Regions from separate parts of the Homo sapiens genome. Here region 1 is linked to region 2. The links are chromatin contacts, found by Hi-C in ENCODE. All regions are on one chromosome and are shown on one strand. The core of a region is the stretch at or near the end of the contact, and the rest is flanking DNA. Distances in the headings are between cores, read along the strand shown. Region 1 holds the start of PHOSPHO2-KLHL23 (PHOSPHO2-KLHL23 readthrough). Region 2 holds the start of DCAF17 (DDB1 and CUL4 associated factor 17).

Evidence for each region. A loop is a pair of places that touch in the nucleus more often than their neighbours do. Pooled maps may share reads with other maps.
Region 1: a map of CD8-positive, alpha-beta T cell shows a loop between it and region 2 (17-fold over the local background). The contact joins the promoter of PHOSPHO2-KLHL23 here to the promoter of DCAF17 in region 2. A Hi-C loop is called at or near these places in 4 of 168 maps with a recorded cell type or tissue (CD4-positive, alpha-beta T cell, CD8-positive, alpha-beta T cell and naive thymus-derived CD4-positive, alpha-beta T cell) and 7 of 50 pooled maps.

Annotation. Positions count from the first base shown.
Region 1 is chr2:169,692,076-169,697,451 of GRCh38, reverse strand. It overlaps PHOSPHO2-KLHL23 (PHOSPHO2-KLHL23 readthrough), which reads right to left and starts at 2,983. Exons shown (of 5, transcript NR_144936.2): 1 at 2,830-2,983; 2 at 2,205-2,237; 3 at 1-91. CFAP210 (cilia and flagella associated protein 210) reads left to right here and starts at 3,047. Exons shown (of 9, transcript NM_001085447.2): 1 at 3,047-3,191. The coding sequence starts at 3,125. PHOSPHO2 (phosphatase, orphan 2) reads right to left here and starts at 2,983. Exons shown (of 4, transcript NM_001008489.4): 1 at 2,830-2,983; 2 at 2,205-2,237; 3 at 1-91. RefSeq lists a silencer at 2,675-2,954 and an enhancer at 3,085-3,264.
Region 2 is chr2:171,432,299-171,437,861 of GRCh38, reverse strand. It overlaps DCAF17 (DDB1 and CUL4 associated factor 17), which reads right to left and starts at 3,636. Exons shown (of 14, transcript NM_025000.4): 1 at 3,159-3,636; 2 at 2,676-2,779. The coding sequence starts at 3,284. METTL8 (methyltransferase 8, tRNA N3-cytidine) reads left to right here and starts at 3,872. Exons shown (of 10, transcript NM_001321154.2): 1 at 3,872-3,979. RefSeq lists enhancers at 2,810-3,369, 4,189-4,258, 3,931-4,491, 4,469-4,638 and a silencer at 2,969-3,878.

The DNA.
Region 1 (5,376 bases), core at 1,734-4,233, 1.7 Mb after region 2:
TCAGCCAGTTGTTTTCAAATATTACTCCTATTCTATATACAGGGAACAGAGTCTTCTGGTTTGGAGCAAAATAATGGAAACTTCTTAACTCCTAAAATTAATAAAAGTATTTTAAAAGCTTTAACATTTGTATTTTCAGGCCGGGCGCAGTGGCTCACGCCTGTAATCCCAGCACTTTGGAAGGCCGAGGCGGGGGATCACGAGGTCAGGAAATGGAGACCATCCTGGCTAACACAGTGAAACCCCATCTCTACTAAAAATACAAAAAATTAGCTGGGCGTGGTGGCGGGCACCTGTAGTCCTAGCTACTTGGGAGACTGAGGCAGGAGAATGGTATGAACCTGGGAGGCGGAGCTTGCAGTGAGCCGAGATCGCGCCACTGCACTCTAGCCTGGGCAACAGAGCGAGACTCCGTGTCAAAAAAAAAAAAATTTTTTTTTTTGTATTTTCTAATTATGTTGTTTTTCTAATGTCAGAAAAGCATCTTTTGGCAATAGGAGAACAAAGTTTTGCTTTCCACTTGGTATCGACTTGGTGTCGAAAATAAGAAATGTTATGTGAAAATAAGTTTTTGTCCAGTGGATAAAATCAGTGTTAAGCTGATTGAGATTTTCAGAGTCCATTTTTTCTTTGTACTTGTTTAATAATAGAGGAGTTCCACATTCTGTTGTCAATAGACATTTAGTGCTGTACTAGAAATTAAAATGTCTCCAAAAATTAAGAATATGAACAAAGATTTAGTTTTAAGAATGTGAATCTGTTTTGAAACCAATTTGTTAAAATTCCAAAAAGTTAACTGTTCTCTTCAAAAGCACAATCTATGTCTATTTGGTATGTCTGCAATGTTTCCATAGTGTAACAATATCCTGCATACTTTACACAATAATGAAAATTAAAAACTACACAGACATCCAAGAATTGGGAAATAATTAAGTAAGATATGCATGTGATAGCAAATAACAGAATATCCAGCCAGTAAAAGCCAAGATATTCAGTTCAAATTAAATAAGCAAGTCACAAAATAGTGTGTACAGTATAATCCTGTTTTTGTTTTAGAAAATGTTTACATGTGCAGTGGGATGGTTATGGTTGGTTCAACCGTAGTTCACACTTTTTCTACATCAATTTTGTAATAAAATTTTTTTCTTCTCAGAATAATTTAAACTCTGTTTCAGATCAGAGTGCATATGCTACCTTATTAAATTCACAACAAAGAAATAAAAGAGTGGTGGGTATAGGACAAATAACTCTAGATTGACTTGGTTGTGACAATCCACAGGTTGGAGCTGGAATCTCGAGTCTGAAGTCAAATTATATCTGACCACCATGTCAAATTGGCAAGTAACTGACATCAAATCATGAGATTCAATACTTTTGTAACCAATTTTGTTAAAATTCCAGAAAATTGTTGTTGGGAGACAATTTTCCCTGCGTCTCTGGTGGTTCTGCATGTCTTACTGACTGCCCTTTCCTCTAGACTATTGTCTCAAGGATGTTTGTACACTGGACAGCCTTGAGAAACATGCTTATTTGTCCAAATGATAAAGATCTGGGTTCCCTAAGCTCAGGGCTCCTTTCCTGTAATTCGACACACACTACATCTAGGTGACTTCTTGCCCACTTTGCATTATCCTGTGGGAACTGGGGCTTTAGGGAACTCAGGCGAAATTGCTGATTTACTGGCTACTGCTGGGAGTAATTCATTCCTGAAATGAATAGTCTTGTGTCTTCCATGAAACTGCCAGGCTAAGTTAGCCTGCAAACAGGGTAAAAATCTCTGTTCCTTCCCAGTTCTTGAAACTTTTTTTTTTTTTGAGACGGAGTCTCGCTCTGTCGCCCAGGCTGGAGTGCAGTGGCACGATGGTCGGCTCACTGCAAGCTCCGCCTCCCAGGTTCACGCCATTCTCCTGCCTCAGCCTCCAGAGTACCTGGAACTACAGGCGCCCGCCACCACGCCTGGCTAATTTTTTTGTATTTTTGCTAGAGACAGGGTTTCACCGTGTTAGCCAGGATGGTCTCGATCTCCTGACCTCGTGATCCGCCCGCCTCGGCCTCCCAAAGTGCTGGGATTACAGGCGTGAGCCACCGCGCCTGGCCCCCAGTTCTTGACACTTTTTAAGGTATAGTTCCAAAAACCTACCAGCGCTGTATGTGCACAAACTAATTTCTGTCTTCAAATATTTTCTTAATTATTCCATACTTACCAGCATTATTACGTGGAACATCTGATAGAAAACCTAAAGAAAAATAGCACGACTATGTGTTAGAACATTCGTTATTAAAAATCTTTTTGTTCTTTCATTTTGAGAGACTCCAATTTGGTGCATTATGTGTACACGTCAGAGCCAACTTGTTAGTAATGAAGTTATCTGTACATCAATGTGTTAGAAAAGCATCTTTTGAAACCAAACGCGCAGCTACTCCTAACAGATTTCTGTGGTCATGTATTTACCAAGAAATTTAAAATATCTCAAAGGTCCTAACGTAAATATTCTAAGCATATCATTACGTTTTAACATTCCTATTTTTAAAAAACTTGGCCCCATCTAGTCCTGACCATGCCTCAGAAACCAAAGGATTAAAAAAACAGCGTTTATGTCAGCGAATCCGCGGGTTTTTATAGTTAAGGGAGGGCTTTGCTCCTCACACTCCACCCGCGAGGAGATCTGCGGACGCACACACCACGCCTAGGCCTCGCGCGCTCACACACCTGCCGGCTCCACCCCGAGGGTAGGCATCGGACCCAATCGGGGGTCGTCCCCCATGGGGAGCGCGCAGGTGGGGATGGGAGTAGCAGGCAGGGCGGGGGCCCACGGGCTTCTCACTGACCCAGTCCCGCCGTCGGCAGCCGCCCCGGCGCCCGTGACGCTCCTGCGGGTTCAGTCCTTTGGCCTCGCCCCACGCCTGCCCTCTCGGCAGCCCCACTCACAAGCCCAGCTCGCAAGCGCAGGCGCCTCTCTTCTCTAGCCCGACCGCCAACTGCAGCACCTCCCTTGTTCCTCGGCTACGGCTGGCGTCACTTCCGGCGGCGTTGCCAAGCAACCGCGTGGTACGAGTAACAACTCCACCGGCTGGCGTCCGCGGCGCTTGGCGCCACAGTCACTTTTCCAGATCTAGGAGCATCATGGACACCTCGTCAGAGATGCTGGTACGGTTTGGACGGCGCTGTGGACGGGCGAAGGAAAGTACAGGTGAGCTAAACTGACCTATCCAGGGACAGGGATTGTTTCTGGACCCCCGGCATGGAGTGAGAGGCGAGGATGCCGAATGAGGGCTTCAGTTGCCTTTTGAAATGGACTCCACCAGGTCGAAAGCATCCTCAATAAGCATCTTTGGGCTCTGTGTGAAGTTAGGCCGTCTTGCCCTCAGGTGAATGGGTGAAGGAGGGAAACGGGGAGTGGAAGTGGGTGGGAGAATGTTTACAGAAATAGGGGTGGAGAAAAGATAGGAAATCAGAGACCCCCACCCCCAGCCCCAGCTGACCTAAAACTGCGCAGTTGCAGCTCTGAGAGTCTGGGTTTTGTTAAATTTCCCGCACGCTTAAAGTTTGTTATTCACTGATTGAATTGGAATATCTCTTGGAAATATAAGTCACCTCTTTAGAGGCTTGGCTCTTCTGCAAACCTGCTGATTGGTCTTTACTAAAAGTCTCTGAAGGAAATATCTCCATTTCCTCCTCTCTAAAGTAAATATAAGGTCTCTCTCTAAGTCAAATGCTTTTAGAGAGTTAAAAAAAAATCGTGTGACATAAAGTACTGTAATTCAGGTGACCTGTTATAACAATTTGATTTTGGAATAGAAATAGACTTCTAAAGAACTCTATCAATTCTAGCTACAACAGTTTCTTACGTCTGTAAATTAGCAATTAATGTTGTCATGGTGACAACTAGAACTTTGGCAATTTGAAGTATCTTCATGTCATTGCCCGAGCTTCTGTAGCAATAGTGCCCCCTGCACCAGATGCAGAGTGACAGCCAGTCATTCTTCACTAGTGGATATTTATGCAGTGGAGGTTTTATGAGGTTAGCAGCGGACTTTTGCCATGTAAAAGGAAAGAAACAGTACCAACATGGCCAGTTTTGGAAAAGCACAATTAGTCCCACACATTCACTTTCCTGCATATGCATTTCTGCACTACCTGGTTTAGATTTACCTAATAGTTGTTAAATAATGTTTTGTGGCAACTAGCTCAAAAGCTTCCACCTGAGCCTCACTGCTAAATTTTAATCTCCATTTTTAGGGGAAGGCTAAGTTGGAGAGAGGTTCAGAGATGTGTGCAGCTATTAGTAAAATAAATAATTTATAAAGATTTAGTGGGATGACATCAGCCAGAATGGTGAAATAGGATCTATGCCTGAAATCCTCTCCTCCATAAAATCAACAAGAACAGTGGCAAAAATCATCAATATCGACTTTTTCAGAACTCTGGAAATTAACCAAAGGCTTGCAACAATTTGTAGAGTGTTTACTAAAGAAAAACAGCTGGATTTTTGTAACAACAGCAAGGTTTTTGGCATTTTAACTTGCCATAGTCCTATACTTTTCTCCCAGCCCCGTGTCAGCCTAGATAACCACAGTAATCACAGTGAAAAATAGTGACTTAGCAACTGGTAGAGGGGACAAAACAGAATTTGACCCACTCCAAAGCCAGACAACTGTTATTATTCGACATGTTTGATAGTTCCTTGGAAAATCTCACTCATGAGGCTTATTGTTATTTAGTCTGACTTCAAACTCACCAAGTATGTTTGTCAAATGTTCAGTGGCAATTTTAAATATCACAGCTATCAGAGGCATGTGTGGGAACTTAATCCCCAATGTAAAAATGTTGGAAGGTAGGGACTAATGAGAGGTGATAGGCCATGAGGGCAGAGTAAAGGGATTAATGCCATTATCTGGGGAATGGGTTCATTATAAAAGTGGGAAAGTTGGCCCTCTTCTTTCTCTCTCTCTCTCTCTGTCTCTGTGTGGTGTGTGTGTGTGTGTGTGTGTGTGTGTGTGTGTGTGCGTGCGCCTGTTGCCCTCTCTTTGCCCTTTTGCCATGTAATGCCTTCCATCATGTTATGATGCGGCAAGAAGGCCCCTGCCAGATGCTGGCACCTCGATACTAGCTTTCTCAGCCTCCAGAACCATAAGCCAATAAATTTCTATTCCTTATGAATTACCGAGTCTCAGGTATTCTGTTATAACAGCATGAAACAGGCAGGCAGTGATACAGTTGGGAGGCAAACAACAAGCTGACCGAAAATCTTAAAAGGATCAGTTGGGAAGTGATATGTCCATAGGGGGCTTTGGAAAGCTCCTGACATATTCCTGGGAATCTAGAAGGCCAAGTGCATGCATAGAGCTATGTATATGCCCAGGAAAGACCTGCAA
Region 2 (5,563 bases), core at 2,387-4,886:
AATTGAAAACCAAAAATCAATAGAGAAAATCAACAAAACCAAAAGCTGTTTTTTTGAAAAGGTCAACAAAATTGATTACTAATATGAGAAATTAAAGAGTGGCTATCACTACCGATCTCATGGACGTTAAAACAATAATAAAGAAATATTATGAATAAGTCTAGGCTCACAAGTTTGGATAACTTAGATGAATTCCTTGAAAGACACCATCTATCAAAATTTACCCAAGGAGAATTAGATAACTTGAATAAGTCTGTATCTATTAAAGAAATGTAATCAATAATGAACAACCTACCAAAACAGAAAGTGCCAAGCCCAGATGCTTTCAATGGTTAATTCCACCAAGCATTTAAAGAAGAAATAACACAGCAGCAGTGATCAAGACAATGTGGTATTGACATAAGGACAGACATACAGATCAGTGGAACAGACTTGAACGTCCGGAAATAAATCCAAAAGTGTCTATGGTCAATTGATTTTTGACAAGGGTGGCAAGGCCTTGCAATGAAGAAAGAAAAGTCTTTCTAATAAATGGTGCTAGGACAAATGTATAGCTGCATGTTAAAAAAAATGGAGTTGGATACCTACCTTATACCCTATACTAAAATTAACTCAAAGTGGATCAACCACCTAAATATGAGCTAAAACTATAAACCCTTTAGAAAAAAACCTAGGAGCAAATCTTAATGACCTCAAATTTTGCAATGGATTCTTAGATATGGCACCAAAAGCATGAGTAATGAAAAAAATTTAGATAAATTGGACTTCATCAAAATTAACCTCTCTGTGGCTGGACGCGGTGGCTCATGCCTGTAATCCCAGCACTTTGGGAGGCCGAGGTGGCCGGATCACCTGAAGCTGGGCGTTCGAGACCAGCCTGACCAACATGGAGAAACCCGGTCTCTACCAAAAATACAAAATTAGCCAGGCGTGGTGGCGCATGCCTGTAGTCCCAGCTACTCGGGAGGCTGAGGCAGGAGAATCACCTGAACCCGGAAGGTGGAGACTGCAGTGAGCCGAGATCACGCCATTGCACTCCAGCCTGGGCAACAAGAGCAAAACTCTGTCTCAAAAAAAAAAAAAAAAATTAACCTCTCTGTTTCAAACAATAACATCAGGAAAGTAAAAAGACAATCTACACAATGGGAGAAAGTATTTGAAATCATATATCTGATAAGGGACTTGTATCTAAAATATGTAAGGATTTTTGTAAAAAAAAAAAAAAAAATTTACAAGTGGGCAAAATATCTAACCAAACATTTCTCCAAAGAATAACATACAAATGGCTAATATGCACAAGAAAAGATGCCTGACATCACTAGTCATCAGGAAAATGGAATCAAAACCACAGTGAGATGCTGTGAGTCACACATCAAGTGTTGACAAGAATGTGGAAAAATCAGAACCCTCATATACTGCTTATGGGAACATAAAATGGTACTACCACTTTAGAAAAGTGTATGGCAGTTCTTCTAACTATTAAACGCAGTTACAGTATAATCTTATGACCTACCAATTCCATTCCTAGGTATAATCTAGGAGAAGTGAAAATAAATGCCCACATAAAAACTTACATGGAAATGTTTATAGCAGCATTATTTATAATAGCTAAAAGGTAGAAACACCAATGTCTAACAACTGATAAACGGATACGTAAAATGTGGTAATTGATACAATGCAATATTATTCAACTTTATAAAGGAATTCTGATGCATGTGACAACATGGATGAACCTTGAAAACACGCAAAGTGAAAAAGCCAGTTACAAAAGACCATATATTATATGATTCCATTTATATGAAAAGTACAGAATAGGTGAATCTACAGACAGAAAACAGACTAGTGGTTGCTTAGGGCTGAGGGTAATGGTGGTACTGAGGTGACTGCTTAAAGGTACATGGTTCTGTTTTGAAGTGATGAAAATGCTCTAAAATTAACTGTGGTAGTGATTACATGTATCTGTGAATGCATTAAATATTATTGAACTGTACACTTTAAATGGGTAAATATATGGTATGTGAATTATATCCTAATAAAGCCTATAAAAAAAGCTCATTTTTTTAAAAATGCAAACTGATGTATGTTTAGAATATGCTTTAAAAGAGGTCATGCAAAAGGAAAAGTGGGTTAGATAAAGCAAATGTGGCAAATCTTGATAGTTTTTGAATCTGGGTAATGAGTATATGGGGATGCATTGTGGCTTTCCTTCCCCCCTCATGTTGGACAGTTGTGGATGAGGCTGACTGTTAAACATTTTGGATCTCTAAATACTAGGCTTTTGTTTGAAAAAATTTCTCTAAAAAAAAAAAAAAAAGGCAAGTACTTCCAAAACACAATCCATCAATTCTCCAAAGCAGCATCTAATTATTTGATTGGCAACTGGATTTCTTGACTGTGGTATAAGTAGACTAAACACTAAACAGTACTCTGAACAATCTGTGGTTTTGCCTGCACTGTAGTTTTGCTTTAAGTTGGTATTTACAAAAATGACACCTGCAACTTTAGATTTAACAAGATTTTAAAATTACATGCATTTTTTACTGCCTAGTCTTATTTCGGACCCATTTTTTTCATTCTATTTCACTAGGCACTAATGTAGGCATGTGGTTCTATACAAATTATAGTTAAGATCAACAGTGAGGTGAATTACAGCAAAATTATCAATAAAAAGTTACCTGCTGACACAGCGCCGATAATTGTCAAAATATATTCTTCCTCTCTCATAGGCTATAGGTGACCTGGAATGAGTTGTCCAGACATTCTTAAATTTAGTACTTTCCTAAAAGACATAAAGAATTTCCGTTCAGGAAAGAACTCTTAGGCTTTAAGTTAGATTTTAAATTTTCAAAGCAACATAATGTCACCTATATTATTTTAAAACTTTTTGCATCCTTCCTCCACTCTGCCCTCATGTTTTGGCTTAATGAGGTGACCAACTTTTAGAATAATTGTTTCCAGGTAAGACATAAGAAGCGTAAAACTAAAAGCAGCTGGTGGCCCTATTACCACCTATCCCAGATTCCGGGCTTGTATCCTCCTCCCCATCACATGTGACCCTATAAAGGGAGGCCCCAGCGCGTTAAAACCGCATCCCCGCAGGAGGCTCGGCCGCCGCGCGCCCGCGGCCCTCCGTCCCGCCCCGGCCGGCTGGCGGTCACCTGGCACACCAGCGCCCGCAGGATGCCCAGGTTGGTCCTCTGCACCACGCCTGCGTCGCGCGAGAAGCAGCCCAGCGCCCGGCGACTCAGCCGGCTGCACACGTTGGGCTTCCGGGTCGGGCCCATGGAGGCGCGGGCCGGGCCCTGGGTAGGCTGGGCCGCCGAGTGGCGCGCCCCACACTCCCGTGCTGGGCAGCCGCCGCTGCCTTCGAATTTCGAGGCCCAGACTTTCCCGGCGGGGCCCAGGGAAAGCTGACACGGGGAGGCGGGCAGGGAGCACCCGACGGCGGGGCGAGGGAAAGCAGAGCCGCTTGCACCGCCAGAGCGCGGAGAGAAGGGAAGAAGCACTCCCTTTTCGATCTGCCCCAGGCTCTCTGGCCGCTGACAGTGCGACGCTCCGGTACCGCGCGGCCGGCCGGAGCCGCTCTCTCACCGGGAAATGTAGTTCCTAGTGCCTCGTGAGGCAGCCCGGCTTCTCCCAGGAACTACAATTCCCGTCAGGCGGCGGGGAGCGAGGGCTTGCCCGGCCCTGCCTCTGCCTGCCGCGGCCCCGCCTCCTCCGGCCCGCGGAGGCTGCGCTGTCTTGCGGGCGCGCTTCTCTGTGCTGCGAGTGGCTAGCTGGGCAGAGCCCTGGGGGCGCGGTGCTGCCGCCTCCAGGTCTCCGCCCCGTGTGTGCGCCCTGCACTTAGGGATCCCTCCCTCACTGCCCCGGTACTCACAAGCTTCTCGGCCCCGACCTTCGCCCTGGGAGGTTCTGGCCAGGTGCCGGGAGGGGCGCTGTGTCGAGGGCGATCCCCCCAAAGCAGCGTCCCGTGCTAAAGGTACGCCCCGCGGCTTTCCCTTCAGCCGCATGTTGGCTGAGGGGGACGGTAAACTGTGCTTTTGTATTAGGAAGATGCTGGCTTCCCATTCACTCTTAGTTTCACCCTCCAAACTGGGATTGAGTTACTCTTTCCCGGAGGCTTGTCCTTGGGTGGCCTGCGGGGACACTGACTGGTTTTGCGATAATTGCTTCATTTCATTTCCTCTCGCCTCCATTCTTTTTTCTTTATAGGGAATAAAATATGAAATGCTTACATTCTTATTGGACGGCCTAAGATATTCCTCGTCGATGTCTCTAAGTAAAAGATATACTTTGTTAACTAGCCCTGCCTGTATGTTCAAAGTTCCCAGCACACTAAACTTTCAGCAAGCTTGCACCACATGTGTCCCACCGCCATGCTCTAAGTCCCTTAAGGGTGGGGCCGCTGTATCTCCCACGTGGACTTGGGCATGCTACCTCTTGTTCATAGGTGCTCAAAGAAAGCCAGCGATCGCACCTGACTGGCAGAGCAAAAAGTACAGTACAGCAGGTCCTTGAATCGCATTTTTTCGTTCAGTGTCATTTTGTATAACTTGATGAGAAAAAATAATAATTTCCTACCGGGGCTACTGTTTGTGTGGATCTTGCCCCTTCTCCCCACGTCTGCATGGGTTTTCACCAGGTACCCCAGGGTACTGCCTCCCACATCTCAGTGCAGGCTGGATGAATTGGCCTTGTCTGTGTTTCCTGTCTGAGTGTGAGTGTGAGTGCTCCCTGCGATGGAATGTCGTCGTGTCCAAGGGTTGGTTCCCACCTTGCACCCTGAGCTGAGGGGATAGGCTTCAGCCACCCTCGACCCTGAACTGGAATAATTAGGTAAATAACTATCTTACTTGTTTTTATTAATCTTCCTTAAATGTATGTATAGCTCCCATTTATTTCAATGTTTAATATTAGAAGTGTTTTGGTTTGTATTTAGGAGTTTGGTGATGTTTTTGTGACCAGAAATATGTTATAGGAACTTAACTTTTGTTTATATCAATTGGCCTATGGTAAAAATGGTTTTGTTATATGTCATTTTGCTTACAGTCAGTTTCCAAAAATCTGTTGATGACATTAAGTGAGTACTTACAGTACTGGGTGAGTGTGTTGGGTCACAGTTTAAGTGTTTAGTAAACATTGGCCATATCTCTTTTTAACCCTGCTGAATTTCCTTCAGGGCTCGAGCTTTTGCTGATTTTTCATGACTTATTTACAGCATACGGTAGAGTGCTTTGTATATTTTTAGAGAGTGCTACAATAGTTAATTTGGTAATTCATGAATGCAGCTGTCACTGAGAAAACTGGAACCCAGAAAAGATAACTGGGTTTTCTTTGGCTTAAATGAAATTCAAATCATTTCTGAATTGAATTCATCAACTCTCTCATTTCTCTTTCCTCTTTGCCCCCACTTGTTTGTCTTCTTTCTTGTGGCCTTTATTTCACCACCAAGTCGTCACCAAGGGAGAGTCATCCTGGATGCCTTGCTGTTCCTCACCCACAACCAAGTCCTTTAGACTCTTATCCATCTCATCTTCATTTCACCTAAGTAATTTAGGGCCTC